Linked DNA regions of Mus musculus: regions 1 and 2 are each linked to region 3. Evidence: chromatin loops called from intact Hi-C (ENCODE). Cell type or tissue: heart. All regions are shown on one strand.

Region 1 (8,000 bases), 82 kb before region 3:
ATAGAGATGACCTTAAGCCTTGATGGAGGAGAACCTCGTAGCTATTCTTCCAGGAGGAGTGTGGTCTCCTCCGGGTTTTTCTTAAGGAAGAGACGGAGAGTAGAAGGTTCTGGAACTTTCACTGCACCCATAAAAGAAAGTCCTCATACGTGGTGAGGGTTGTGCTGGCTGTTAGTTTGGCCCCGCTTTGCATTCAAGCCAAGGAAGTAATGTTAGGACACACTCTCACTTCTGGGATCCACTGTGTGAGGGACTTGGGCCTTCGGGGAGAGGGATGGCCTGACACAGTTCGTAGCATGAGTGTTGGCTTAAGCTGTACTAACAATACAGGTAGTTAATCCTTGTGCAAGCGATCACACCGTAGGGTCCTTCCTTCAGGGGCTAGTCACCCCTCCCTTTAAGCAGTGTGTCAGGAAACTGACTCAAAGCTGGGCCTTGGGAAAAAGCTCCTCAGCTTTCGATGTTTACAATGGTCCCCCTCGATAATGCCAGGATGTCGCTGTCAGCGATGAGGGCCCAGTGTCATGGCAGTGTCTTGTCCTCATTCATCTACTGAGAACTCTATGTGCTGTGGGGCTTCTAAAGTTACCAAAGCATTTCTATTTATTTATTTACTTATTTATTTATCATATTTACACTGTAGCTGTCTTCAGACTCTCCAGAAGAGGGAGTCAGATCTCATTACGGTTGGTTGTGGGCCACCATGTGGTTGCTGGGATTTGAACTCAGGACCCGTGGAAGAGCAGTCAGTGGTCTTAACCTCTGAGCCATCTCTGCAGCCCCACCTTATGCATTTCTGACTGAAAGTACGTCCTCTGGGCCTCCTGAAGCATATATGGTCTATATAGTCTGACAGTGGGTTGCCCCTTCCCTGAACCGACCACTCCATTGCTCCCTCGGTCATAGGCAGCCCTGGTTTCTTCTCTCCCTTCCTGCAAACTAGTGTCATGTGTGTGTCCAAGAAACCATCCCATGAGCTTAGGTATTAGAGCTGACATCAAGGTAAGAGTTGGTGAGTCAGGACAGATACCCCATGCCCCTGTCCTCTCCCAGGACACCATGTCCTTTGCCCCCTCTAGATTCATTCCTAGGGTACCACCAAGGTTAAACCTTCGACCTTGCTTTCCTGGTAGGAGATGAGGGTCTCTGTAGACACCGTCACAGAAGTTCATGCCACTCAGAGACTGCCCCATGTAGCCTGAACCTGTCAGTTCCTCTCTTCAGAACTTCCAAACCTGCTAAACAAGCCAGCCAGCCTCGCAGTCTGTCCAGTTCACAGTAAACCGAGAGAGCCAAGTCACGTGGCAACTCCTGCCTGAGGAGAGTGTTCAGCAGGTCGTGCACTTGCTGGGAGAGCCTGAAGACCCGAGTTCTGTCCCAGAACCCACGGAAAGGAGGAAAGAGAACCGACTCCACATTGTCCTCTGATCTCTACGTGTGCACATGTACAATACCACGCAAGCACGCTGCACTAGTGTGTGGACGCACACACTCGTATATATACTCACACACACTTATACCTACATTCACACACTTGTACACACTCATGCTCACCTATAGGTGTGCACACTCGTATACACACACTAAAGTTTTAGAAATGAAACATGCCAAATCGTCCCCTTTAAGCTGGACCTCGTCTCTCTCTGGCATAGGTGAGGGGTGTGGCATGCATTTTGGGGTATCCTTGCTCACCCATTACACACTAACTGTAAGGTCTGGTTGCTAATCAGCATCTCTAACCTCCAGATGCCGCCCCACGCCCATGTGTGGGTGTCTGTTACATTCCTCACTGCCCTGACAAGAAACTTAAGGGTTCGCTTTTGGATTGTGGTGTGGGGGTGCGATCCATCATGATGGGGAAGGCACAATGGTAGGAATGTGGGACAGACAGCTGGTCACCTTGGGTCCAGAGTGGAAAGACAGAAATGAGTGCTGATGCTCGGCCTGGTTTCTCTCTTCATCCACGGCCCCCAACCCATGCATAGTAACACCCACAGTCAGAGGGGGTCACCATTTAAAATTCCCTGGGAACTTCCTCACAGATACCTTTGTTTTAGTCAGTGTTTGTTCTGTTGCTGTAAAGAGACGCCATGAGCAAGGCAACTTATAAAAAAGCACTTAATTGTGGGGCTTGCTTAGAGTTTAGAGTCCGCGATCACGGAAGGGAGCAGGACCACAGGCAGGTAGACCCGGTGCCAGGGCAGTAGCTGAGAGTCACATCGGATCCACAAGCTCAAGTCAGAGAGGGGGAATTAGGAATGACTTGGGCTTTAGAAGCCTCGAAGCGCACCCCCAGTGACACACCTCCTCCAACAAGGCCACACCTCCCAATCCTTGCTAGACAGCTCTACCGTCTGGGGACCGAGCATTCAGTTATAGGAGGCCATGGGTACCATTCTCAACCTCCACACTTAGCCCCTGTTCTTGGAGACAGTCAAGGTCTTAGGCCATTACTGGTACCACTTGCCTTCATGTAGGTTCCTCCGGAAACAGAACCTACAGCAAGGGTTTGGGGGCCGGTGGCTCGAGAATCCAAATGAGCACAGGAAGCAGGAGCATGGGGAGGCCTGTGAATATCTACACCTCATTTGCTAGCCCAAACTGTGGCGATCAGCCAGTCTGTCTGCTATTTAGGACGATACTTCTCTAAGTCCTCGTTAACTGCACCCTGCAGTCCTAGGTCCGGACGCCTCTGTCTTCAGCCCCGTGGAGCTTGTGACCAGTTCCTCTAGACCAGGGAGTTTTTCCAGAACCCTTCCCGCTCTGCTCAACGTCAGCCTCATTGGTAAAGCAGCAGGGGTGGGGTCTGACTACAGCTATGGCCCTAAGTCGTAATCGATTCGACCTTAGGGATACCAAGAGGAAGCAGAGAATTAGACCTGAGATAGGGGCTTTCTTCACAGATTTCTGATGGATCCGTGGAGGTGCCAACTCCCTAGGTGGATACCAGACCTCGTGTGAACTCTCGCACTTGTTGTGAGATGTTCCAGAATCGCTGCGGGCTAGGATGCTGACGAATCCTGGCATTGTTTTCTGAAAGCGTCAAGGTGCACGTGGCAGCTCCTTGATGCTGGGCTGAGAGGCAGGTGGCTTCTGGTACCCCGGGTTTGGTGGGTACCTGTTGCCGGTTGCTACCTGTCTTTGTCCACTAGGGGGCAGTGTTCCACGCTGCCTAACAGCTCTGATAGGAACTCCAAACTGGGTTCCTTGAAACTTTATGACATTTCAGCCAGTGTACTGGCTGAAGGTCATATATAAGTAACTCCACACTATGTACCAGGCATTTTGGAAGTAATACTGTACTGTGTGCGCTGCGCTGTCCTCTGTCCCCATGAAAAGGTGCTTGATTTACTTGCCCCAGACCCCGTTCAGTTCAATTCACAAACTGGGTTGTGCCCTGCAGCATTGAGCCAGGCGTGGTGGCGCACGCCTTTAATCCCAGCACTCATTTGGGAGGCAGAGGCAGGCGGATTTCTGAGTTCAAGGCCAGCCTGGTCTACAGAGTGAGCTCCAGGACCGCCAGGGCTATACAGAGAAATTCTGTCTCGGAACCCCCCTCCCCCAAATAATAATGATAATAATAATAATAATAGCGTTTGAACATTACTTTTCTCCAGTTCCCTGGTGGTTCCGAATGAGATGCACTTGCCCAGGTCACCCTGGGACTCAGAGCAGCAGCTAGGATGGGGATCCATGGATCTGTTGCTGCTGCGTGCGTTTGAGACAGGGTCTCATGTAGCACAGGCTGGCCTCAATCTGTATGTAGCCAAGGATCACCCTGGATTTCTGATCCTCTTTCCTCCACTTCTCTGACACTACATCCCCCACACCTGATCCATTGGTTTCTGCACTGCCTTTTATAGTCCCGGGGATCCGAGGGACACTGCTGTTGAGCTGATTGGAGTACCCCTGTCTCCATGCCTCACACACAGCTCAGTGGATATAGTCCCAGCTCCTGAGCGTCCATAGGCTCCAGGTTTAGGGAGTAGAGCCAAAGTAGGAGATAGCCTCCTCCACATCACCTTGGCTGGGCTGACTTGTTTATAAGTTATTGTGTAACTTAAGTCTACTCGTTGTGTAACTTAATCGAAAAGCACCCGCCCCCACCCCCCAGCTCCACTTCTGACCTAAAGGTTCACGTTCTCACGGGGTCCCTTACTTGCCCTGCAGAATGTCACCCAGAGGACATTTAAGCTCGACTACAGCCGGGACCGCTTCCTCAAGGATGGACAGCCATTCCGATACATCTCGGGAAGCATTCATTACTTCCGGATACCCCGCTTCTACTGGGAGGACCGGCTGCTGAAGATGAAGATGGCTGGGCTGAATGCTATCCAGATGTAAGGAAGGATGCTTGCCCAAGACCCACCCCTTTCCCCCTACACACACACCCACCCCTACACAAGTAGGAGAGAGCTCTGTGTGCAGCCCTGCGGGGCTGGCTCTTTAGGAGTTTGACTGGCCTTTCTAAAGAGAGCGAAGCACTTCTCCCTTGAACTTTGTCCTCAGAAACCATAAAGCTGAAATCAGCTTGAAGAGGCAAAGGTAGGAGGAGGCCAGAGAGTGGATCAGAAGGTACAGAGGTCTGCGGCCAAGCCTGACAGGCTGAGTTCAATCCTGGAGACCTACATGGTAGCAGAGAACAGGGTATCGTCTGATCTACATGTGTACACGCACATGTTTGTGTGCACAAACAATACACCAATAAAGATGAAGGCAGGTTTTATATATATAGCTCATGAAACTTACATTTCTGCCAAGGTCACGTCTTTGGTCCGAGGTCCATCGAGGAGCCAAACGTGAGGGGTATGGAGTGTGGCTGCTTTTGGTATGGAGGAAGTGAGCCTGTGCTTAGGTATTTGGAACCCAGCTTGTCTTACTGGGTTAATTTTTTTTTTTTGAACCCAGGCTATAGGTTCACATCAACAGGCACATGTCCCCGTCTCCTCTGATTCTGTGAGATGACTAATTGGGGGGGAAAACTGGGGCAGCTGATCACTCTGGATTTTGCAGAGCCGGTGTGAATCGCTGATAACATCTTAAAAGATAAAGGTTGAGAAAGCCTTAGTGGGTTTGGTAGATACCTAGGGGATCCCCCCACTTCTGTTTCTACGGCCCCTGGCAGAGTGGATCTGGGTTCGCTCACAGTTGTTAGCACGCTGAGTTCCAGTGGGCTATGGCTGAGCCTGGATCTACGGGGGGGGGGGGGGGGGGGGAGGATGCTTGTGGGGCTCATCCTTAAGGCTTTCTTGCCGAGGGTCACAGTGCACTGTGTATCCGCACCAGAGGTCGGGGAGCCAGTTCCGTTTGGGTCGTTCTATTTCCTGGCCTGGTATTCTGACAAAAGTCTTTTGTCTTCTTGTAGGGTAGAGATTTCTTCTGTGGTTTTGCTTTCAGTGTTGAGAGCCAAATTCAGGCTTTTGCATGTGATGGGCAAGGACTTTACCACAGGCTCTGTAGGTCTCTAGACTGGGTGAGAGTTTTGTTTTGTTTTGTTTTCTTGTTATAGAAGTACATATAGACATAACATATAACATATATATGTCTATGTATCATTTGCTTGCAATGCCCTCAGAGGCCAGAAGAGGGAGGCATATCCCCTGGAACTGTAGTTTCAGGCAGTTCTGAGTGGCCATGTGCTTAGGAACCAGGCCTAGATTCTCTGAAAGAGCAGTAAGGGCTCATAACCACTGAGCCAGCTCTGGCTCGCTCTCGCTCTCTCTCTCTCTCTCTCTCTCTCTCTCTCTCTCTCTCGCTCTCGCTCTCGCTCTCTCTCTCGCTCTCTCTCGCTCTCTCTCGCTCTCTCTCCCCCTCCCTCCCTCTCCCCCTCCCTCCTTCCCTCTCTCTCTCTCTCTCCCTCTCTCCCTCCCTCCTTCTCTCTCTCTCTCTCTCTCTCACACACACACACACACACACACACACACACACACTGCCCCTTTTAAAGAAGATAGGATCTCTCTCTATGTAGCTCAAGCTAATCTAGAACTCACAATCCTGCCTCGGCCTCTTGAGTGCTAAGATTATATTAACAGGTAAGCACCATGCCTGGATTATTCTTACTTTTATTAAAGTGTTTGTTTTTGAGACGGGGTTTCTCTGTGTACCCCGGCTGTCCTGGAACTCTCTGTGTAGACCAGGCTGGTCTTGAACTCGGAGATCCACCCGCCTGTGCTTCCTGGGTGCTGGGATTAAAGGTAAATGCTGTGTGCCAGCCATTTCTTTGTTTATTTATTTTTTAAGTAGAGTCTCATGTAGCCCAGGCTACCCTCAAACCTATTGTGACCCCATGCTGGCCATTTAACCCTTACCCTTCTGCCTCTACTTCCAAGCGCCACTGTGTTCTGCTCAACCTTTATTTTTATTTATTTAAATTTATTTTTTATTTTTTATTTTTTTTTTCTGTGGCAGGGTTTCTCTGTGTAGCCCTGGCTGTCCTGGAACTCACTCTGTAGACCAGTCTGACCTCGAACTCAGAAATCCACCTGCCTCTGCCTCCCGAGTGCTGGGATTAAAGGCATGCGCCACCACTGCTGGGTTTAACCTTTATTTTTTAAATACGTACCTCATATTACTTTAACACGATAATTAGAATTCGTGCATTTATTTTTCTTGTTAAAGCTTTCGGTGTGCTTGACGATATATTTTTTTTTTTCTGTCACAGTTTCTATAGATTGTTTTCATCAAGGCCTGGTTTGGGGTTCCATGTTAGAAGGGGTGTTGGGCACGCTCAAGGCTGTGTTCGATTCTCAGTGTTTCAAACGAGCCAGGTATAAACTGAAGCCAAAGGAGAGTTTGATGCAGAGAGGCGTACAGAAGTGACCAAGAAGCTGTCTGAAATAAATCCGCCTTGGCAGACAAAGCTGACAACTATCATTCATGTCCTCAGAGCAGTTCTGTGGATGAAGGCCATCACCTGTAATCCTACCAGACCACAAACAAAACTAAACAAACAAAAAAACCACTGGTTCATCTCTGTTCACGCCATCTTCCCGTCAGTCAGGAAGCAAGAGAGAGAATGAACAAGGTCCTGAGTGGCCCTGCTGGATCATCTCCAGCGTGTCATAGAGAGGGCATGCCTCGGCCTCCTGATTCATGCCAGGCTCTGTGACTCCCATCCCAGTATTCGCCCGACCTGGCTGGCTGTGCTTAGCTTCCAGGATCGGAGGCAATCTGCCACTTCAGTGTCATATTGCAAAAACTGGATATTAGTTCCTAGAAATCCCACTCCTTCTGTAAGGGCTTTCTTTATTACACCTCGTTTTTTACCTCTCTCTCTCTCTCACCCCCCACCGTGTGTGTGTGTGTGTGTGTGTGTGCTGTGTGTGTATGGAAGACAGGGCACAGGACAACGTGTAGAAGTAGCTCTCTGCTTACACTATGCTGGTTCTGGGATTGAGCTTCTGGGTCAGGCTTGGCGCCCCCTTACCCACCAGTGCCTTAGCACTGCCCCGTGTTCCACTCTTAGACCCGAGGTGTCAAATGCTCACAGAGCCTGGGCCCCCTTCTCTTCCCTCCCGTTCAGCTGCCACCTGGGAGGGTTTCAGCCGTGTGTGTCTTCACAGGTACGTGCCCTGGAACTTCCATGAACCCCAACCAGGACAATATGAGTTTTCTGGGGACCGTGATGTGGAGCATTTCATCCAGCTGGCTCATGAGCTGGGACTCCTGGTGATCCTGAGGCCTGGGCCCTACATCTGTGCAGAGTGGGACATGGTGAGCTTCCAGTTGCAGGGTCCTGCCTGCCTGGTGGGTGTGAGTAAGGGCAGGAGAGGCCGACGGGATGGGGGTGGGGCTCTGGGCAAAGTGGATTAAAGCGATCTAAGACTCAAGAGTCTAGAGCAAGTGGTACTGTGACCCGCCAGTGTTTATTCCTTCAGCGAGGTGCCAGGCAGCGAGGAGCAGGCGGGAGGCAGAACAAGGGGACTTCCTCATGGCTTCCTCTGTCACAGACATGGAGTGCACTCTGCTTTGTCTCCCTCATGGATTAGTTATAAAATTAA
Region 2 (8,000 bases), 180 kb before region 3:
CCTTTAAGCATTTTGAAACCCAAAAGGACTGAAGAATCTCTTCATCACATCTCACAAGCATATTTCAACCTCCATCAGTTGACACATTCTGATTCTACATTCATCATAAACACAGAATTTTAGCTTTTTAACACATACATTTTCCTGGGGAAGTGAATTTAGTATAAGGGACATGGTGTAACTATATTGATCCATTCATCCTTTGACATGCAATAATTTATTGACTTCTGGAAAACAATAATAAGTACCCTGTGCCTTGTTTCTCCTTTTATTCTCATGTGCTTTGTAGCATCCAGATTAAAAAGAACAGTGATAAGGAAGAGGAGTATCTGGATCCTGCTGGCCATTCAAGTCCTCTAACTCAGCTCTATGTGAGAGTTGCTCCAAGGGTAATGGGGGCTCTAAAAACTGGGTAGATATTCTGAGTACTTGTGTCACTCTCCCAGGTTGTGGCTCACAAGGTCTCTGCACTTTTGAGGGTAACATTTGTATTTCCACCAGATATCAATTAAAGATCTCTCTATTTGTAGTTGGCTTTAGGCCAGGTGTGAGGATAAGGATCCCAGTCCTACGCATCTGTGAGCTGACGAGAAGGGCTGGTACTTCCTTGCAATGCCTAGGTTGAAATGTGACAGTGGTGTCCTGTGATAAAGTGACCATGGATTTGATGTCATAAAGTAGATAATGCCTAGGACTTCTACAGACTTGAGACATCCTGACGTGTACACTGGAAACCTACCATCTTGGTTAATTAGCTTTTCACAAATATGAACCTCTTTATATTTAGGTTTTGCCCAATTCATCAAGAAAGCTATAGCTCTCTGAAGCAGTGTCAGGATAAATAAACCACATCACACGTGAAAACAGCAGGAAGGGTTAATACATCTTTTCAGCACCATGTTTCTACACGCACAGAAGAACGATTACCTCTGCATACTATTCTTTTTGTTCACCATATACGAACACTATGCTCACGGATTACTGTAAATAGTTCCTGACTCTCTAGTTAGTTCACCAGTCTAATTCATCTATTCTCTACTTCATTTGTTGAAATAGTGATCAGTCATTCAGAACAAAATAATCAACTTATTGGGTGATACCTCACTCCAAAGAGATGTGGGTCACAATGTTACCTATTTGTGATGTCTACAATTCAGGATAAATCATAAATTATGGATTTAAATTATTCAATATGGAGTAGGTACACACTCTAAACCTTCACATATGTGGAAAAGACATACCTACATTTTAGTGAATAAATATACCTAATAAGAAAATGACACGAAATGTTTGTTAAAAATGAAAATAGGCACACATTATAGTGGGAGATTTATATCATAATTTATCCCCACCACTGTGAAGCCACTCCTTTTTTCTGAGGTTAATAATTTCAAAACAGAGAACCTTAGTTATTTCTTGGTATGTCTATGATATAGTGTTATGTCTGTGAAGCACAATCTTGAGGGAGGAAATACAAACATATATAGACACATACGTACATACAAACACATTAAATTCTAAAGTCAAAATATTTTGTAGACTAAAATATAATATATAATAAAACATAATTCTAGAGCCAGGCGTGATGGTGCATGCCTTTAATCCCAGCACTTGGGAGGCAGAGGCAGGCAGATTTCTGAGTTTGATGCCAGCCTGGTCTACAGAGTGAGTTCCAGGATAGGCAGCGCTACACAGAGAAACTCTGTCTCAAAAATTAAATAAAATAAGACATAATTCTAATAATACAGCAGTTATAAGTATTTACACAAAATATTTTGAGAAATATTAACCAGTCTATTTGAAGCAAAAGCACTAAATGGCTAGCAATATCATACCTCTGGTATCACAACAGTTACCCATTATACTCAGATTCCAACACTACTATCGCTCTGTAGTTATAGACGTGTACTCTGAGGAAATCTCAAAGTATACTGGCACTCAGCACTCAGGCCTGAACATAACTAGGTACAGGTCAGCCATAAGTCACAGAGCTTGCATAGTGAACTCATAATCATACCATGACAGCCAACATCTGCTACTTAGGCAAGTCTGCTCATACAAGGTCAGGACGACAGTGTGGGTTATCATAAATGCCAATGTTCTTGATCTAAGAACAACCAACTACAAAGTTAGTTTTCTCTCATCTGCTTACATGGTTCTAAAGAACCATGTTAAAATGCCTACTTCACAAAGGTCTTTTTTGATCACTCTCTCACACATCAAAATGTGAGCTGTCAGCTACTGCTCCAGTGAATTTTTGCCTGTCTGCTGCCTTGCTCCCTGCTATGATGGTCATGGATTCTAACTCCCTGAAACTTAAAATTCTAAGTTAAATATTTTCTTTAACAAGTTGACTTGGTCATGGTGTTTTATCACAAAAAAAAAAAAAATAGAAAAGTAACTAAGACAGCCCCTAACCATGTGTCTATCTGTCCTTAATAGTTCAATTAAAGACATAATTAATGTAGAAAGATTAATTGGATGTTTCTATCCCACTTTTGATCATTTACCTCCCAAATAAAGACACAAAACTTTTAAATTTATAATAAGCCATAAAAGCACTAGAGCTGAGCAGATATCCACCCTTTATGCTAGTCAGTCTACTTTCCAGTCAATGATCCTCAGGGACAACTTGCCATGTTTCTCATGGCCCACTCCTTTCCAAATGTCTGGCCCTCATTGCCATGTTCTCACTTTCCACCTACCCCTGCATCTTCTTCCTTCCTCTTCTCTTTTCTCTCCTGGTATTCTCTGCCTCAGACCCCGAGCCCCGCACCTGAAGCCTTGCCTACCTCTCTTCTGCCCAGTTACGAGCTGTCAACCTGTTTATTTAACTAATCGCTTTAAACTAAGGAGCAAGTTTCCATAGCATCACTTGGTATATGCGATGATTTCCTCTTGACCAAGGATCTCCTCATTGCGGCAGCCAGATCTTGTGGACCAGCATTGATCACTACAGTGCATAGCAACAGACCAAACGTCAGCACACAGTGAATACTGAAAAGCAGAAGAGAAAGAGTAATAAATTCTTTTTAAATTTTTTTATTTTTCCAGCTTCAACCCCACTGGACAGGTTTCCATGAAGGTTGCCCGGGCTTCTCTTCTGCATTCCCACTGACCACCACAAGATGGCACCCTATGAAAGCCTGTTGATGTTGGATGTGGTGGTACATTGGGAAGAGAAACAAAGGTCTATTGACTCCTCCACCAAGACCATCCTCAGAATCCTATGAGGTTTAGTTTTTAACAAAGTCAAGAAGTATCTATAGCTGGGCAATGCTGGTCAAGTTATTTCCTCCTTCTGAGCTTCAGTCTCTCCTGATAAGTGATATGATAGATTGTACGTGCCAGAAAATTAGTCCTCCTTATGGTTTGCCCAAGGGTCTTAGCTTGTTCCTTCTCCCAGCATGAGATTCTTGGCATCCTCTGTCTAAGCTGTTCAGTGCCAAAGGGAGTAACACAAGCATCTCTTCATATTTCATACATGCCAGGATGGTTAGAGAAGTAGATGCTCTGAGCACTGGGAACCATTGCCTTGAGCCCTTACACTTCCTCCTTCCTCTATAGTTTCCAGGGGTGGCAGAATAGAATAGTCACAATGAAATGATAGAATTACCACTCGTTATTAATACTTCACATATAAACTAAGATCTGCAAGTGAAACTCAGTTCTAAGGATAGAAATGTCCCCTCAGTGGGAGGCTTGGCTAAGTGTTTATGACTTCTGCTTTATGTCCAACCCCTGCTCCTTAAAAATATGTGATACCCTAGCAAGATTATGCTGAAAGGACCCTGATATAGCTGTCTCTTGTCAGAGTATGCCTGGGCCTAGCAAACATAGAAGTGGATGCTCACAGTCGGCTATTGGATGGATCACATGGCCCCCAATGAAGGAGCTAGAGAAAGTACCAAAGAAGCTAAAGGGATCTGCAACCCTATAGGTGGAACAACATTATGAACTAACCAGTACCCCGGAGCTCTTGACTCTAGCTGCATATGCATCAAAAGATGGCCTAGTCGGCCATCACTGGAAAGAGAGGCCCATTGGACACGCAAACTTTATATGCCCCAGTACAGGGGAACGCCAGGGCCATAAAAGGGGAGTGGGTGGGTAGGGGAGAGGGGGTGGGTGGCTATGGGGGACTTTTGGTATAGCATTGCAAATGTAAATGAGCGAAATACCTAATAAAAAATGGAAAAAAAAATATGTGATACCTAAAGTGGCATGACAAATGAGAGGTGGGAAGAAAGGGTTCTGGAAACCCCCCAAGATTTTCTAATGGTAGAGACATATGGCTATTAAATCTACCTACAACTAGGGTTGGTGCCTGAGATGACAAAGGAGGGGGCTTTCCTTCGGAAGTTACCCTTGACTAGATAGATAAATGCCTCCCAAAGGTTTTATGGATAACTGTCCTGACAAGAGTAAAAGTATCCCGAGCTTTTGTACCCGCCAGCAAGAGCACACTCAAGACAACCGGAATCTTCTGCAGCAAAGCTTTATTGCTTACTTCTCAGGAAGACCCCGACCCCAGAAAATGGAGTCGCTTATATAGCCCTCAGCCATGGCATTTCAGCACCTGATATGGCGTGTCAGCTCCTGATTTGTTACTCGCCCATCACCCCAAGATTATGCCCCGAGAATGGGCAGTTATCAACTTTCCTTTTTCCTCTCACTCCTCTGTTGACCAACCACATCATCCTGAGAAGAATTTTAGTAATAGGTGGATATAAAACCTTCAGACTGAATTTAAAGAAAATGGGAGCATAAGGATTTAATAATATAGTAAATTCTTGGGACAAGTATTAGACTGTGGTGAAGCTACAGGAGGGTACGAATCAAGGGGGATTATTTCTTTTTTAAACATGAGATGAATTATAAACTATCTTGCTAATGAAGACGTCTCAGCAGTGAGGCTAAAAGAGAAAGGATTTGTTTTCTTATGTTGCGAGCATAGGAATAAGAAGGAATTCTAAGGGAAGTAATACCCAGGCCATACAGAATTGCAATTCAAGGTGCAGTCTGGTTTATCCACCAACAGAAGAGAGCAAGGGGATTGGATGGAGAAAACACTGTCAACTTAGCCAGCACATTGCACCTCTCATCACGATGTTCCACAAGGAGCAGTGGTTTCTTCACTGTTGTTCCGTCTTTCAAGACTTTTCTCAGTGGAGACAAAGCTTATTCCTCCAATAGCACTGAATTTGAATCTGTTAAATTTGGTTTGATCTGGTTATTCAGCAGTGACAAAAGAATTTACTGGAAGGACTCTGAGAATTAAAGGGGATACAAATAGGAAGGGGAAAAAAGGCAGATTACTAGATTCAAGGATTCCACCAGCAAAGTACAAACACTCTCAGCAGAGTAGCAGGATATAAAAATCACCATACAAAAAAAGCATCTTTTCTATATATCAGTTGCAAACTCAGTGGAAACGAAGTTGGGGGAAATCCCACTCATTATAGATTTTTTTTTTTTTTTTTTTTTTGGTTTTTTTTCGAGACAGGGTTACTCTGTATAGCCCTGGCTGTCCTGGAGCTCACTTTGTAGACCAGGCTGGCCTCGAACTCAGAAATCCGCCTGCCACAGGGGAAAAATTCCTGAACAGAACAGCAATGGCTTGTGCTGTAAGATCGAGAATCGACAAATGGGACCTAATGAAACTCCAAAGTTTCTGCAAGGCAAAAGACACCGTCAATAAGACAAAAAGACCACCAACAGATTGGGAAAGGATCTTTACCTATCCTAAATCAGATAGGGGACTAATATCCAACATATATAAAGAACTCAAGAAGGTGGACTTCAGAAAATCAAATAACCCCATTAAAAAATGGGGCTCAGAACTGAACAAAGAATTCTCACCTGAGGAATACCGAATGGCAGAGAAGCACTTGAAAAAATGTTCAACATCCTTAATCATCAGGGAAATGCAAATCAAAACAACCCTGAGATTCCACCTCACACCAGTCAGAATGGCTAAGATCAAAAATTCAGATGACAGCAGATGCTGGCGAGGATGTGGAGAAAGAGGAACACTCCTCCATTGTTGGTGGGATTGCAGGCTTGTACAACCACTATGGAAATCAGTCTGGCGGTTCCTCAGAAAACTGGACATAGTACTACCGGAGGATCCAGCAATACCTCTCCTGGGCATATATCCAGAAGATGCCCCAACAGGTAAGAAGGACACATGCTCCACTATGTTCATAGCAGCCTTATTTATAATAGCCAGAAGCTGGAAAGAACCTAGATGCCCCTCAACAGAGGAATGGATACAGAAAATGTGGTACATCTACACAATGGAGTACTACTCAGCTATTAAAAAGAATGAATTTATGAAATTCCTAGCCAAATGGATGGACCTGGAGGGCATCATCCTGAGTGAGGTAACACATTCACAAAGAAACTCACACAATATGTATTCACTGATAAGTGGATATTAGCCCCAAACCTAGGATACCCAAGATATAAGATATAAGTTGCTAAACACATGAAACTCAAGGAGAATGAAGACTGAAGTGTGGACACTATGCCCCTCCTTAGATTTGGGAACAAAACACCCATGGAAGGAGTTACAGAGACGGAGTTTGGAGCTGAGATGAAAGGATGGACCATGTAGAGACTGCCATAGCCAGGGATCCACCCCATAATCAGCATCCAAACGCTGACACCATTGCATACACTAGCAAGATTTTATTGAAAGGACCCAGATGTAGCTGTCTCTTGTGAGACTATGCCGGGGCCCAGCAAACACAGAAGTGGATGCTCACAGTCAGCTAATGGATGGATCATAGGGCTCCCAATGGAGGAGCTAGAGAAAGTAGCCAAGGAGCTAAAGGGATCTGCAACCCTATAGGTGGAACAACATTATGAGCTAACCAGTACCCCGGAGCTCTTGACTCTAGCTGCATATATATCAAAAGATGGCCTAGTCGGCCATCACTGGAAAGAGAGGCCCATTGGACTTGCAAACTTTATATGCCCCAGTACAGGGGAATACCAGGGCCAAAAAGGGGGAGTGGGTGGGCAGGGGAGTGGGGGTGGGTGGATATGGGGGACTTTTGGTATAGCATTGGAAATGTAAATGAGTTAAATACCTAATAAAAAATGGAAAAAAAAAAAAAAAAAGAAATCCTCCTGCCTCTGCCTCCCGAGTGCTGGGATTAAAGGTGTGCACCACCACGCCTGGCTCATTATAGATTTTTTTAATTGTTGTGAATAAAGTTTGGAGCTGAGACAGAAGGAAGGACTATCCAGAGACTGCCCCACCTGGAGATCCATACCATAATAATGTTAGCAGACACTAACACTATTGCATATGCAAGCAAGAATTTGCTCACAGGACCCTGCTATAGCTCTCTCTTGTGAGGCTATGCCAGTGCCTGGCAAATACGGAAGTGGATGCTCACAGTCATCTACTGGATGGTACACAGGGCCCCCAATGGAGGAGCTAGAGAAAGTACCCAAGGAGCTAAAGTTGGCAGCAGGACCGGGGAGCAGGAGTGGGGGGAATATATAGGGGACTTTTGGGATAGCATTTGAAATGTAAATGAAGAAAATATCTAATAAAAAATTGTTTAAAAAATTGTTGTGAATGAGCTTACCCATGGAGATAAAAGATCTCTACAATGAAAATGTAAGAAACTGAAAAAAGAAATTGAGGAAGACACGAGAAGACAGAAATACCTCTTATTCTTTAATAGGCAGAATATTGTGTATATTCCTATGTCACTGAAAGCAATCTACATATTTAAAGAAATCCTCATCAAAATGGCAATGGCATTCCTCACAGAACAGGAAAAGGAAATCTACATTGCTGAATGGCCTGAATAGAGGTTTTATAAATTTTGTTTTTGTATTTATTAGATAGTTCCTTTGTTTGCATTTCAAATGTTATCCCCTTTCCTGGTCCTGTTCACCAACCCACCCACTCCTGCTTCCTGGCCCTGGCATTCCCCTACTGGGGCATAGAGTCCTCACAGGACCAAGGGCCTCTCCTC
Region 3 (8,000 bases):
ATCTCTCCCCATAGCTTCAGTTCTGCACGCCTGAACACTCTACTGTTTCTATGAGTATGCGGTGTACACGTGTGCACACATCTGTGTGTGCGGTCATTCAGCTGTGCCTGTGTTAATGGAGGCCAGAGGTGTCTTTTGCTATCACTCTCTACCTTGTTTTTTGAGATACAGTCTCAATACCAGGACTCTCTGTTTTGGGAAGACAGGCTGGCCAAGGAACCTCCCATTTATCCGTCTCCACGGTGTCTCCACCGAGGGGGAGGGCTATGAGGTCCTAGGCGTGCACAGCCACTCCTGGCTTTTGCTCACCTTCTGGAGAGCTCAAGGCCCTGTGTTTTAGGTACGAACGCATTGCCCACTGAACCATCACCCCTACCCCTGGTGTTTTTTCAAAAGAGATTTTATTTCTTTGGTTTTTTTTTTTTTTTCCCCTTGGAAAAGCATGATGAAGACTTGTCACATGGGAGAGTCTCCTGGGAGGCTTGTCAGTGACTAACAACTGTCTTGTGTTGCTATCATTTTACCAGTAAAGTTTAAAGGGGGAAAAAAATTTCAGTAAAACAGAAGAATGAAGATAGGCTCAGAAGAACAAACCGCCAAACAAAAAGGATAGTCCAGTCTACTGGCCCATATATATATGCCAGCATTTGAGAGGCTGAGGCACAGGCAGGAAGGCCAGAAGTTCAAGGCCATGCTCAGCAACACTGAGGGTGAGGCCAGCCTGCACTGTATCTGACTCTCAAAACCAAGTGAGGCCAAGAGGATGCTCTGCAAATGGAGACATCTGCCTAACCCTGAGTTTAATTCCTTGGTCTCACATGGTAGAAAAAAAAACAGACTCCCGCAAATTACCCTCTGACACGCACCCTCCGTATATAGGCACACACACACATCCATATATACCTGCACTACATAAAGAAATGTAATAAAATACATTTCAAAAGAAAATTACTAATTAAGTAAGTAAGTCACCTACGATGCCGTAATTCCTGGGTATGTGATATTCCTTGCTGGAACAAGCAGAAAAGTTTGCAGTCCTCGTCAGACTTGAGGGCGTGAGCCGAGTCCGGAATGGATGCCTGGCTGGTGAAGCCTCAGGCGGCCTGCCTGCAGACAGGTAGGAAGTGTGTGTTCTCCAAGACAGAGGCCAGCACCAGCAAGATTAAGAAGCCTGAGTGTGAAGCTGCTGAGATGGCTTGGTGGCTAAGGTCCCTGGCTGCTCTGGAAGAGGACACGGCTTCAATTTCTAACACCCGGATGGTGGCTCGAAACCATCTGTAACCCCAATTCCAGGGGATCCGAGGCCCTTTTCCTTTTCTTACAACCTCCTTAGGCACAAGCACACACGTGGGCACTTACATATTTGCAGGCAAAACATTCTTACACATACAACAAGATAAATTAACAAAACAAAACAAAACAAAACCTGAGTGTGGGGCCAGGCAGGTAGCTAGTCACCTGTCCGTGCTCCCCGAAGCCACAGGCACCTGCAGCAGCGCAGCCACAGGTCCCGCGAATGTCCCTGTCTCCACCTACCTTGCTCTTCTGAAAGTGATCCTGAGGACAGTCTATGAAGCAATGCCAGGATCCTAGAAGCAGCAAAGGTGCTTTGAAGGGTATGTGACTTCCTGTGACACTGTGATATACCAACTCTCCCCTCACCCATGTGGGGCTTCTTGACAAAAGGAAGAAGAAAGAAAAAAAAAAAAAAAAGCTGAGTGACTCATTTCCCCAAACGCAAAGCTAGGCTGGTGTAGTTTCTTCTGTGGCAGGGAAGAAAAATGACAAGAAGGTAAGAGCCAGGTGCAGCGGCGTAGACTGTGATCCCAGCACGTGGGAGGTGGAGGCAGGCGGTCATCCTGGGCTACATAGTGTGTTTAAGGCTAACCTGAACTACATGTGAACCTGCCTCAAAAAAGAATGGATGGGAGGGCATGGAGGGAAGGGACAGGGAGGGAGAATAAAAAGGGAAACTTTAAGGCTTTTCAAGTTGTGAAATATATGTGCTGTGGGTTAGGGATGGCGCACAGAGGCAGAGGGTTTGCTTAGAGTGATCAAAGCCCTGGGTCTAATCGCAGGACCACAAAGAGCAGTTGTTTAAAAAAAGAAAAACTGTGAGCACGAGTCCCTTGATTAGGTCTTCAACTCTGGGAGAAGACCAAAAACAAAAAAACCAACAAGAAACAAAACAAAACAACCAACAACAAAACAAGCAAAAACAAAAACAAACCAAAAACAACAAACCGAACAAAAACATGCAGAGGAGGGGAAAGTTGATTTAATGATGTGAGTCTGACTTACAAGGTGACTTCGTCAGGTAACTCCATTTTCAGAGGATCTGCTGCCCTCTCCTAGACATGGCACAAGCTCGACGCAGCAACACACATGGAGGCAAAACCTCCATCCATATAAACAAAACCGGAAATGACTGAGCTGCCAGGGGGAGCATGAGTTGATCTTGAGACCCAGGGCAGCTTTCAGCCTTGTGGGATGGGCAAGCTGCTACTACCCAGAGGTAACCAGCAGGCAGCCTGGCACAGTGCATCCCCACTCCTTAAGAACCAGGAGACCTTCCTGCAGGGAGGATTTCAAATGAAACATCAGGGTCAGAAGAGACAAGAGCACTGGCTGCTCTTACAGAGGACCTGCCACCAGCTCTCTGTACCCAAGTGTCTGTAGCTCCATTTCTAGGGGACCTGACACTCTCTTCGTCTCTGTGGCTACTGCACACATGTGGCGCACTTACATATATGTAGGCCAAAGCCTCATACACATACAAGTGAGAATAAATAAACATTGTTTTTCTGGGGCAGGAGACATGAAGTTTGTAGCCTCAGCTGCCCTGAAATTCAGAGATCTGCCTGCCTCTGCTTCTGAAGTGTAGGATTAAAGATGTGTGCCATTACACCTGACTAAAAATAAATAAATCTTTTTTTTTCTTTTTTTGAGACAGGGTTTCTCTGTGTAGCTCTGGCTGCCCTGGAACTTTGTAGACCAGGCTGGCCTCGAACTCAGAAATCCGCCTCTGCCTCCCGAGTGCTGGGATTAAAGGCATGTGCCACCATGCCCGGCAAATAATCTTTTTTTTTTTTTTAAAGCAATAGTAAACTACAAATCAAAAAAAAAAAAAAAAAAAAGGACTGAGCAGGTAACCAGAATGCATTGTGTAATGTATGGAATTGACAAAGATAAAATTTAATAATAAACACGTATACAAGTAGTAATGATTTTTACAGTGACTATCATATGTGAAGACACAGGAAGTCAGAGAGGGAAGATGAAATATCACAAGCCCGGGAGTCATAATTGGGCCTACAGTCCTCCTCTTGACACTTCCATAGTCATCTTAAACTTGATTTCTGAGAAAGGAGCAGACGGAAAAGCAAAACTCAACAAAAAGCCTGCCCATCCACCGCCAGGCCAGGCCAGTGTCCAACGTGGAGCTGTAGCGCCCCCTGGTGTACCAGGACTGATTCCAAGAGGAAAGACAGAAGTAAAGGCTTCGGGCTACCCATGGGAGCAGCGCACAGTAACACGAAGCCCACGCCCTCACCCCTCCAGAAGGAGCCCCTGGCACCCTGCTGCAGAAACGCTGTGGCTTCAGTCCAGTGGCTAAGTATCCAGAAACAGCTAGAAGTGAGAGAAATCGGCCAGGTGAAGAAGGCTGCACAGAGCGCTAGGATGCAGTCTAGGAAGTTCTTGCGGGTGAGGTTAGTTGGGCGTTTTGTAGATGGGCTAATTGCAATAACCGGGAGCTCCTGGACTGACTCCTGCTGTCTAACCCCCGGCCCGAGGAGAATGGGGTTTCTACAGAGTGGCTCCAGAGCTTGCCTAAGGAAAAGATTTGGAATGTGAGTTTTGCTGCTAACAGGCGAGGTGACTGGATCAAGCCAGGGACTCAAAAACGGAGCCCAAATTGGACATGGTGTTATGTGCTTATACAACACTTGGGAAGTAGAGGCAGAAGGAGGGGTCATTCTCAGTCATATGTACTAATTCAAGGATCCTACCTCAAGAATCAAAAATACAAACGTTGTCAATGAAGTTTAATGAGGGCTGGAGAGATGGCTCAGTGGTTAAGAACACTAACTGCTCTTCCCAGGGTCCTGAGTTCAAATCCTAGCAACTACATGATGACTCACAACCATCTGTAATAAAATCTTACGCCCTCTTCAGGTATGTCTGAAGATAGCTACAGTGTACTTACATATAATAAATAAATAAATAAATCTTTAAAAAAGAAAAAAAAAAGTTTAATGAGTCAAAGATACAGAAAGAGAGCTGGGCAGATGGCTCCGCTGTTAGGAACACTTACTGCTCTTAAGGACCCAGATTCAGTTTCCAGCAGTCCCATGGTGCAGACTCCCTCCCGGTTCCAGGGGACCCAATGTCCTATTTGAGAGCACCCGCAGTGAAGGTGGTACAGACACACATGCACAAAAAAACACGTATCTGCACAAATAAATCAATCTCATTTTTTAAAAGACATCGTCTCACCATGTAGTACTATCTGTCAGGAATTCAATATGTAGATCATGCTAGAACTAACAGAGATGGCTTCAGCTTCTACCACCCAAATTCTGGGATTAAAAGCAGGTCCCACTACGCCCGGCTTTAAAAAAAAAAAAAAGTAATATAATGAAAAACATATATAAGCAGCGCAAGGATGAAAAAACAGGACAAAAATCACGGAGATTAGCAACGTTGATGGGAGTCAACAAACTCATAAATATGATTGTGTCTGCCTGCTACAGAAGTAGCGAAGGTTGGGGGTCCATTCTAATCTTTGGCCAGGGAATGCAGAAACAAGGTGGCGGTCATTTTTGTTTGTTTGGAGTTTTTTGTTTTCTTAAGACAGTTTCTCTGTGTACCCTGGCTGTACTGGAACTTACTTTGTAGACCAGGCTGGGCTTGAACTAACAAAACTGAGCATCTCAGCTGAGGGGCTCCTCTGCCAAGGTGGCTGCTGGGAAACGCCCTAGCCGCAAGTGCTGCCGGGAAGCACAGAAAAGATGGAGTCCCTTAATCCGGGCCCACCTTCATTTTCAGGGTGCTTCCGGGATAGGCGCATTCCTGTAACCACGACTGGGTGCCGGGTCCCTCCAGTTTGGGAGGATCTGGGCATTACTCTAGATCACTTCACCTAGAAATCAGCTCTTTCCCCTCTTGGGGTCTCCCCATTTTTTTATACCTGGGGCCAGCTACTGAACCTTGTCCCTGAGCCTGAGACAATGACTCCGGAAGCCGCTTTCATTCACCTGGCCCGATCTGCCTCACAAATTCCCCCCTCCGGACACTCCTCCATCACTCCATCCATGCCGCTCTGGGTTGGTCTCATAGCCCCAGACAGGCTGTTGCCTAGTAACTATAACGGCCAGCAGATGGCAGCGTTTTCCAGTTTACCATCCTTTAGGAAATGGTTTTATTATTAGACTTGGAAATGGAGGGCATGTAGAGACATGTTTCTACTCCCAGCACTCCTGAGGCAGAGGCAGGCTAATCTCTCTGGGTTCAAATCCAGCCTGGTCTACCTAGTAAAATCCCATCTCAAAAGAAAACCTTCTAAGTGATTATTTATGTGTGTGTGTGTTAGCATGCTAGAGGTCAAACCACAACTGGGCATTCCTTTTCTCCTTTCATCCTGTGGGGGTCCAGAAATGTAGGTTGTCTGTCTACGTACGTTCTGTTGTGGCACCAGGCACCTTTCCCTGCAAAGCCATCTTGCCTGCCCTATTTTTCCGGTGCGGGAGGCAGGGCACGTGTGTACCAGGCTCAAATCCCTGCTTCTCCACCCACCAGAGAAAACACAGTGGTCTGTGTTTATGATGCAATTTCATTACCTGTCCTCCAATTCTGACTCCGTGGATCCCTGGCTGCACAGATGGCTCTGCAGTTAAGAGCCCTGGATGGTCTCCAAAGGACCTGAATTGGGTTCCCAGTACCCAGAGGCGGCTCAGAACACATCTAACTCCAGCTCTTGAGGGGGTCCTGGCCTCCGTAGGATCCGCAACTAAGTGTACACACACACACACACACACACATACACACACACACACACACACACACACACACACACCTTTTAAAATGACTTTTTAAAAAAGGTACGCTATAATCTCAGCACTCTGGGATCTTGAGTTGGGCTCTAGCCAGGGCTACATGGGATACCCTACCTCCCTATCGCAATAAAAGACTGAAGCGTCCACCACCAACACCTTAAGCAAGACTTATCTTTCTTCGGGCGCGTGACATTGTCACAATGGCTACCGCCACCCACTATGCAATTGAAGAGCTGCCAGGAAAACTTACAGATTGGATGGATGAGCTCTAGACCAGCAAGCCAGGGCGGGGCTTAGTGACTTGGGCCAAAGCTTGTGGTTTACTTAGAAGAAATGTAAACCCCAAATGCAGATAGGTTTTTGACCACAGAATGTTCTGAGAGGACATGATACATTCAGGGTGAGAAACACCCTCCCTGATTCTGCAGAACTGGACACAGGAGTCAGGAACACAGCTGGACTCAGGCCCTGTCTGACCTAGTCAAGGTATGGACCTATGAATTAGAACCAGCCTTCCAGCCTTCAACTCCTCCTGGTCCCTACCAAAGCTCTGCTCTTAGGTCCTCCCTCCAGGCCTGCTTCATCCACCACACTGGGCTCTTTAATTATTTCATACCTCAAAGCTAACATGCTGAGCAAGGTTTAAGCTCCAAAAACCCTCCCCTTCCCCCTGCCCAGAACGTATGGGCTACAAGTGCTCATTGAAATGTCCCCTTACCTCCCCCCACACAATGAACTCATTTCACTCTTTCTAGAACCTTCTCTCTCAGCCCAATGTCTTTTCCACAAACCTCAGGGAAGGGCTTGAGAGTCAGTGCCAGGCTTGCGTCCTCTGTGATCTGCGATAAGTTAGGATGACAAGTATCCTGAAAATGAATGTGAAGATAAAAATCAAGGGGAAGTTACATTAAAATCTTTTTGTTTTTGAAGTATCATGTAGGGCCACTGAGGTAAAACAGCTTTCCATGTGGAAGCCTAGTGATCTAAACTGGATTGCCAGAAACCACTGGGAGATAGAGAATTGACTTCTAGAAATTATCTTCTGCCTGCCACATGAGGCTCTGTAGTATGCGTGTGCGCGTGTGCGCGCACGCGCATCACACACACCCCACCCCACCCCCACCCCCTGCGCGCACAATGATAAATTATGTGGCTCCTTTTTTGAAAGTAATAGGATAGCAAACCTCAAAAGGGCATGGCTTCCAGACAACCTCACTTTTCTTGGGTACTTCTGAAGGTTGGAGGGAGAGAAACCTGGTTTTTCGGCTTCCGAGATAGGGTCTCTCTCACTACATAGCTTGGCTATACTGAGATCCACTCTGTAGACCAGCCTGGCATTTAACTCAAAAGATCCACCGGCCTCTGCCTCCCTAGTGCCGGGACCCACCAATACTCCTAGCCCCCGATTTTTTTTCCATTTTCAATTTGCAGATTTTTGATCGGGGTTTTTTTTTTTTTAAAGATTTATTTATTTATTATATGTAAGTACACTGTAGCTTCCTCAGATACTCCAGAAGAGGGCATCAGATTGCATTAAGGATGGTTGTGAACCACCATGTGGTTGCTGGGATTTGAACTCTGGACCTTCGGAAGAGCAGTCGGGTGCTCTTACCCACTGAGCCATCTCACCAGCCCTGATCGGGGGTTTTTATTGCGACACACCATACTTTTCTGGTACTTGCAGCTCCACATGCCTCCCTGGCGCCTGGTGGCTGTGCCTTCTCAGGAAGTGTGTGTAAGTCTCCAGATGAAATCTCTCCACCCTGCAGGGGAGCTCCTTCAACCAGATCACTCCTCTCCCCGCCAGAGTAAGCAGGGCCCAGCTCATAGAGCCGAGGGGGCAACTCAGACAAGCTGAATTTCCAAGACTCAAGAGAAGGGAATCTGCAAGATGACTCAGACCAGAGCAGCTGCCTGGAAGAAGCAGAAACCAGACGAGCTGGA

Evidence for each region. A loop is a pair of places that touch in the nucleus more often than their neighbours do. Peaks named below come from ENCODE experiments on the same cell type or tissue, not always from the same donor. Only the 100,000 strongest peaks of a DNase experiment are listed, where the experiment ranks them.
Region 1: it touches region 3 in a loop (8-fold over the local background); 32 of 42 quality-filtered maps call a loop at or near these places.
Region 2: it touches region 3 in a loop (19-fold over the local background); 16 of 42 quality-filtered maps call a loop at or near these places.

The regions. Positions count from the first base shown.
Region 1 is chr9:114,412,791-114,420,790 of GRCm38, forward strand. It overlaps Glb1 (galactosidase, beta 1), which reads left to right. Exons shown (of 16, transcript NM_009752.2): 2 at 4,171-4,340; 3 at 7,563-7,713. Among named protein-coding and RNA genes, the nearest start is that of Tmppe, 16 kb to the left of the region's middle. In heart, CTCF peaks have their summits at 3,142 (motif pointing right) and 5,569 (motif pointing right); no DNase peak of the experiment used is centred here.
Region 2 is chr9:114,315,096-114,323,095 of GRCm38, forward strand. 4921528I07Rik (RIKEN cDNA 4921528I07 gene) reads right to left here and starts at 1,933. Exons shown (of 27, transcript NM_001384245.1): 1 at 1,836-1,933. The coding sequence starts at 1,860. In heart, a CTCF peak has its summit at 3,121 (motif pointing right); no DNase peak of the experiment used is centred here.
Region 3 is chr9:114,494,962-114,502,961 of GRCm38, forward strand. Ccr4 (chemokine (C-C motif) receptor 4) reads right to left here and starts at 1,583. Exons shown (of 2, transcript NM_009916.2): 1 at 1,537-1,583. In heart, CTCF peaks have their summits at 3,459 (motif pointing left) and 5,374 (motif pointing right); no DNase peak of the experiment used is centred here; H3K4me3 peaks cover 347 bases; H3K27me3 peaks cover 1,372 bases.